Linked DNA regions of Homo sapiens: region 2 is linked to region 1. A link is an interaction called in ENCODE POLR2A ChIA-PET data of the cell type or tissue named here. Cell type or tissue: OCI-LY7. All regions are shown on one strand.

What was found. ChIA-PET counts read pairs that join two places held together with the same protein. Peaks named below come from ENCODE experiments on the same cell type or tissue, not always from the same donor. Only the 100,000 strongest peaks of a DNase experiment are listed, where the experiment ranks them.
Region 2: POLR2A ChIA-PET joins it to region 1 with 9 read pairs; 4 of 35 experiments call an interaction of 5 or more read pairs at or near these places.

Annotation. Positions count from the first base shown.
Region 1 is chr14:60,323,783-60,326,282 of GRCh38, forward strand. It overlaps LINC02322 (long intergenic non-protein coding RNA 2322), which reads left to right. Exons shown (of 2, transcript NR_146481.1): 2 at 1-125. Among named protein-coding and RNA genes, the nearest start is that of LINC02322, 1.8 kb to the left of the region's middle. In OCI-LY7, no CTCF peak of the experiment used is centred here; no DNase peak of the experiment used is centred here.
Region 2 is chr14:60,159,762-60,162,261 of GRCh38, forward strand. The region is part of intron 1 of DHRS7 (dehydrogenase/reductase 7); the gene reads right to left. It also overlaps the pseudogene SCOCP1. Among named protein-coding and RNA genes, the nearest start is that of DHRS7, 4.4 kb to the right of the region's middle. In OCI-LY7, no CTCF peak of the experiment used is centred here; no DNase peak of the experiment used is centred here.

The sequences.
Region 1 (2,500 bases):
TCTTGGCCATTGAATCGGCCTAATGCAGCCCCTCAGCAGCCAGCCTGGTGTTCCCTGGGGCTGAGGATCTAATGTCAGCAGGGCATGATTCGATTCACATTAAAGATGGATATTAAGTCTTTTTACTCGGGGTCTTGTCAAGAAAAACAAATCTGCCTGCTATCAAAGGCATAGAAAATGCCCCTTACCATGACAGCAGTTAACTATGTTCACTGATATCAAAGAGACTGTCTGTCCCCAAGCCTTGGAGGCAGTTTTGTCAAGGTCAATTCGGCTGATCTTTTTCAACGATAACCCAAAGAGGATTAAGTTAACATCTGACCTTTAAAGAGCTTTATTGTTGGGGAACCAAGCTAATTAAAAAATTAAAAGACTGCTTTTGAAAAATATTTAGACCAAACACTAAGGAAAACATGAACACACTGCTTATAGCAGCAGGAATATTGACAGAAAATCCCCAATGGCAAACTAGCTTTGTTATCACACTGTTGAGCTTAATGTGGGGACTCTGGAATCAAACGAATGGGTTCCAATCCTGGCTCTGCCACTTTCTAGTTTCTAGAAAGTGTTTCTAGAAACACTAGTTTCTAGTTTAGTTTCAAAGTAGGGCAAGTGTCTTGCCTTCTCTGAGCTCTGTTGTCTTATTTGTAAAATCGGGATAATAATAGTAATTATCTATAAGATTATTGCAAGGATTAAATGAGATAGTACATGTAAAGCCTTTTCATTTAGGCTAACTATAAATATTACTGTGGACATTTTCAAGTTTAAACATTTTTAAATTTTGCTTTACCGACTTGTGCCATCATGTTGACAGCTGAATGGAATCTCTTGACAAAGTGGCTGGTTCTCACTATCTCCAGAATTCAGAGAAACATCTAGGTTCTGAGCTGGCTCAGCTTTGGACCAAATGTTACTAGCATAGATATAGCAGCTCTTACACCCCAGCTGCCACTGCACTTGATCATCTGCCCCATTACACATATGACAACTCTGTTTACTACTAAAGCTATCTTGAAGAAATGGAATTGTGAGAATAGGGATGGTAATGTTGTCCAGAAAAAGTTCTCTCTTTTAAGTTCTCCTATAAATACTTTCCAATTCAAGGAGATACTGTTCATTGTTAAATGTTTTCATCCAAAGCAGTGTTCCTCACCCTGGCTTCCGGTTTGCTTTTTCTTTTTCTTTTCTTTTCTCTCTTTTCTTTTCTTCTGTCTCTTTTCTTTTCTGTCCTTTCTTTCTTTTTTCTTTTCTTTTCCTTTCTTTCTTTCTTTTATTCTTTCTTTCCTTCTTTCTTTCTTTTTTCTTTCTTCCTGCCTTCCTGCCTGCCTTCTTTCCTTCCTTCCTTTCCTTCTTTTCTTTTCTTTTTTGACAGCATCTAACTCTGTTACCCAGGCTGGAGCGCAGTGGTGCATAGCTCACTGCAGCTGCAGTCTCAAACTGCTGGGCTCAAGTGATCCTCCTGGCTCAGCCTCCCAAGTAGCTGGGACTACAGGTGCACACCACCACACCTGGCTAATTTAAACTTTTTTTTTTTTTTTTTTTTAAAGACATGAGGTCTTGCTATGATTCCCAGGCTGGTCTCAAATGCCTGTCCTCAAGAATCCTCCCACTTTGGCCTCCCAAAGTGCTGAGATTATAAGCATGAGCCACTGCACCCGCACTTGGCTTGGTTTTCTTTTCATTGGCTTATGTGGTGGTTGGAGTTATCTCTTTTGCATGTTGACAGGTGTCATAAAGCCATAGGAGACTTTGAGATGGCCTGAAAATAAGATCATGGATTTTTCCTGGCAGAGAGTTTAGTTTACTTTCAAACCCCGCTAGCCTTTGCTACTCAAAGCCTGGTTCATAAAACCAGGGCTTTGACTTCACTTAGATGCTTCTTAGAATTGCAGAATCTCTTGCCCCACAGTCTTGCTCTCTCAGGCTGGAGTACAGTAGCACAATCTCAGCTCACTGCAACTTCCACCTCCTGAATTCAGGTGATTCTGGTGTCTCAGCCTCCCAAGTAGCTGGGATTATAGGCATGCACCATCATACCCAGCTACTTTTTGTATTTTTAGTAGAGACAGGTTTTTGCCATGTTGTCCAGGCTGATCTCAGACTCCTGGCCTCAAGTGATCTGCCCATCTTGGCCTCCCAGAATGCTTGGATTACAGGTGTGAGCCACTGCACCGGCCACAATCTGCATTTTAACAAACTTCCCAGGTGGTGCCAATGACATTAAAGTTGCAGCAGCACTGCTCAGGAGCTGTGCATTGGAATCACCTGGAGTACTTGAAAAACTATTGATGCTCAGGTCCCAACCACAAAGACTCCCCCAACTTAACTGGCATTGGGGTTTTAAAAAATTTCTCCAGGTCATTGTAACTAATGCACAAGGTGAGAACTTGTGCTCAAGAGACATTCTTTCTTCTTCCTCCACTTATTTCTACAATTGCTTTTCTCTTAAAGTAAAAATCTCAAGCTACAGTCAAAGTTCATTTCATGTCCATTTTAT
Region 2 (2,500 bases), 160 kb before region 1:
ATCTCCCCTCCCCCAGGGAAAAACTGGTTTCATATTTGTAAAAGCAATTTTAATACTTAATCATCTCTGAGAGTAACCTGAACTTTAATTGTCAAAACTTAACCAAATGAAGACATTTTCTCAGCTAGAGCTTCTCATTTGTGATATTTAATACTAAGATAGAATTGCTGGTTTCTCTTTAATCAATTGAAAACAAAAAGAGACTATAAAAATGAAGATTTTTCATTGAAACTGAATTGTCAATCTGGGAAGATAATTTTTTGTTGTCAAAAACTTCTTTTTGGCCAGGTACAGTGGCTCACGCCTGTAATCCCAGCACTTTGGGAGGCCGAGGCAGGAGGATCACCTGAGATCAGGAGTTCAAGCCCAGCCTGGCCAACATGGCGAAACCCCATCTCTACTAAAAATACAAAAATTAGCTGGGCGTGGTGGTGGGTGCCTGTAATCCCAGCTACTTGGGAGGCTGAGGCAGGGAGAATTGCTTGAACCTCTAGGAGGTGGGGTTTGCAGTGAGCCTGCACTCCAGCCTGGGCAACAAAGTGAGACTCTATCTCAAAAAACAAAAAACAAAAAAAAAACTTCTTTTTTTTTTTTTTTTTTACAAAATTACCTACTTTGTATCTGAAAAGATATAAATTATGGTCGTGTGTGTTTAAAATAGAAAAGCTTAAGGGAAAATAGAAATAGGATGGAAAAGTACTTGGGAAAATACTAGTAACCAACTCCAAATATTTTCACTCCAGATTTTTGTTATCTCTGGCACAGAGTAGATCTTTTGGGAAATATATGAGAGTAGATTAAGCTCGACTAACCTGTTTTTTGGCGGGGGGACGGGGGGAGGGGACAAGGCCTGGCTCTGTCACCCAAGCTGGAGTGCAGTGGCATGATCTTGGCTCCCTGCAACCTCCACGGCTCAGGCTCAAGCCAACCTCCCACCTCAGCCTCCCAAGTAGCTGGGACTACAGGCGTGTACCATCATGCCCGGCTAATTTTTTTGTGTGTATTTTTTTGTAGATATGAGGTTTTGCCATGTTGCCTAGGCTGGTCTCGAACTTGTGAGCTCTAGCGATTTGCCCACCTCAGCCTCCCAAAGTGCTGGGATTACAGGCGTGAGCTACCGCATCTGGCCAACTTTGACTAATCTTATGTACCACATCTGGAAGAGAACAGTTACAAAGAGTTTGGTCTCAAGGTATATTTCTACTCAGCAGATTAACTTTTGCAAAATTCCTTAAGAATGTATTAGTATCAGAACTGTGAAAAATGGGAGTTTCAGATGTACACTTATTGATAATCTTGCTCAGTTTTATCCTGCTTGTTCTCCCAGAATTTTTTGTAAACTCAACTCCTCTGTTTACAGAGTTTTAGTCACTTTTAACAATTTTTTAAAATTCAGTTTGTAGACTCCATTTGTTAAGGGAATCAATATCAGAAGTAATACTAAAATGTTATAATAGGAAAAGGGATCCACTAATATAGCTTATGGTTATTAGAGCTGGGCTACCTTTAATCATGGAATAATCTTATGTATAGGTGTAAGAATGACTCACTATATGAATACATACTAATCATATTACAAACATTTTGCATCCCTTTTGTGACCTAGACAGACATTTAAATTGTGTTGCAATTCTGCTTTCTTGTTTTACAAAAAGCTGTTTCAGGAAGAAAAGAAAAGAAATGAAACCTGTCTTCTAAATGACAATCCCTCACAGCTGTTAGGGAAGACAGCCATTATGTCTTCCCTAAGTCCTTTCATCTCTTACCTTCTCTAAGGCTAAATAAACCTATCCAATTTCTGCCACCTTCCCTCACATGACATGGTATCAGGTTTCCTCACTCTTCTGCTCACACCCACCTGCACCAATTCTAGTTGGTTAATGTTCCTCTTTATTAAAGGGAGCTGGCTAGGGCAGGACACAGGATTCGGTAGGGTCTGGACAGTGCAGAGCAGGATGAGATGTCAAAAATCACTTCCCTTGTCCCCCAGAAGGTAGGGTCTATGAGGGCCTGGACTGTGGCTGATTCAGTCACTGCAGTGTCCCCAGTGCCCCAGCACAGAGGCCGGCACATACAAGCAGCTAGTCAGGAGACATCTGTTGTTTGCAGTTGTTGCTTCAGACACTGAGGTCTACAAATGCAACCCAAGGTTGCCTGATCTTTTCTGGCAGCCACTTCACAGTTGACTCCTATTGAGGTTACTGTTAACAAAAACCTGAGTTTTGCTCACATGTGCTGCTGTTGAAATTTTTCCTCCTCTAGACTTGTGCCATGGATTTTTCTGGACCATTTTAATGTCTAAAATTAGTCACCCTTAAATTTCACCATATGTGGCTGGGCTTGGCAGTTCACATCTGTTATCCTAGCACTTTGAGAGGCCAAGGTGGAAGGATCACTTGAGGCCAGGAGTTCAAGACCAGCCTGGAACATAGTGAGAGCCTGTTTCTACAAAAAGTTTAAAAATATCCAGGTGTGGTGGTTTGCACCTGTAGTCCTAGCT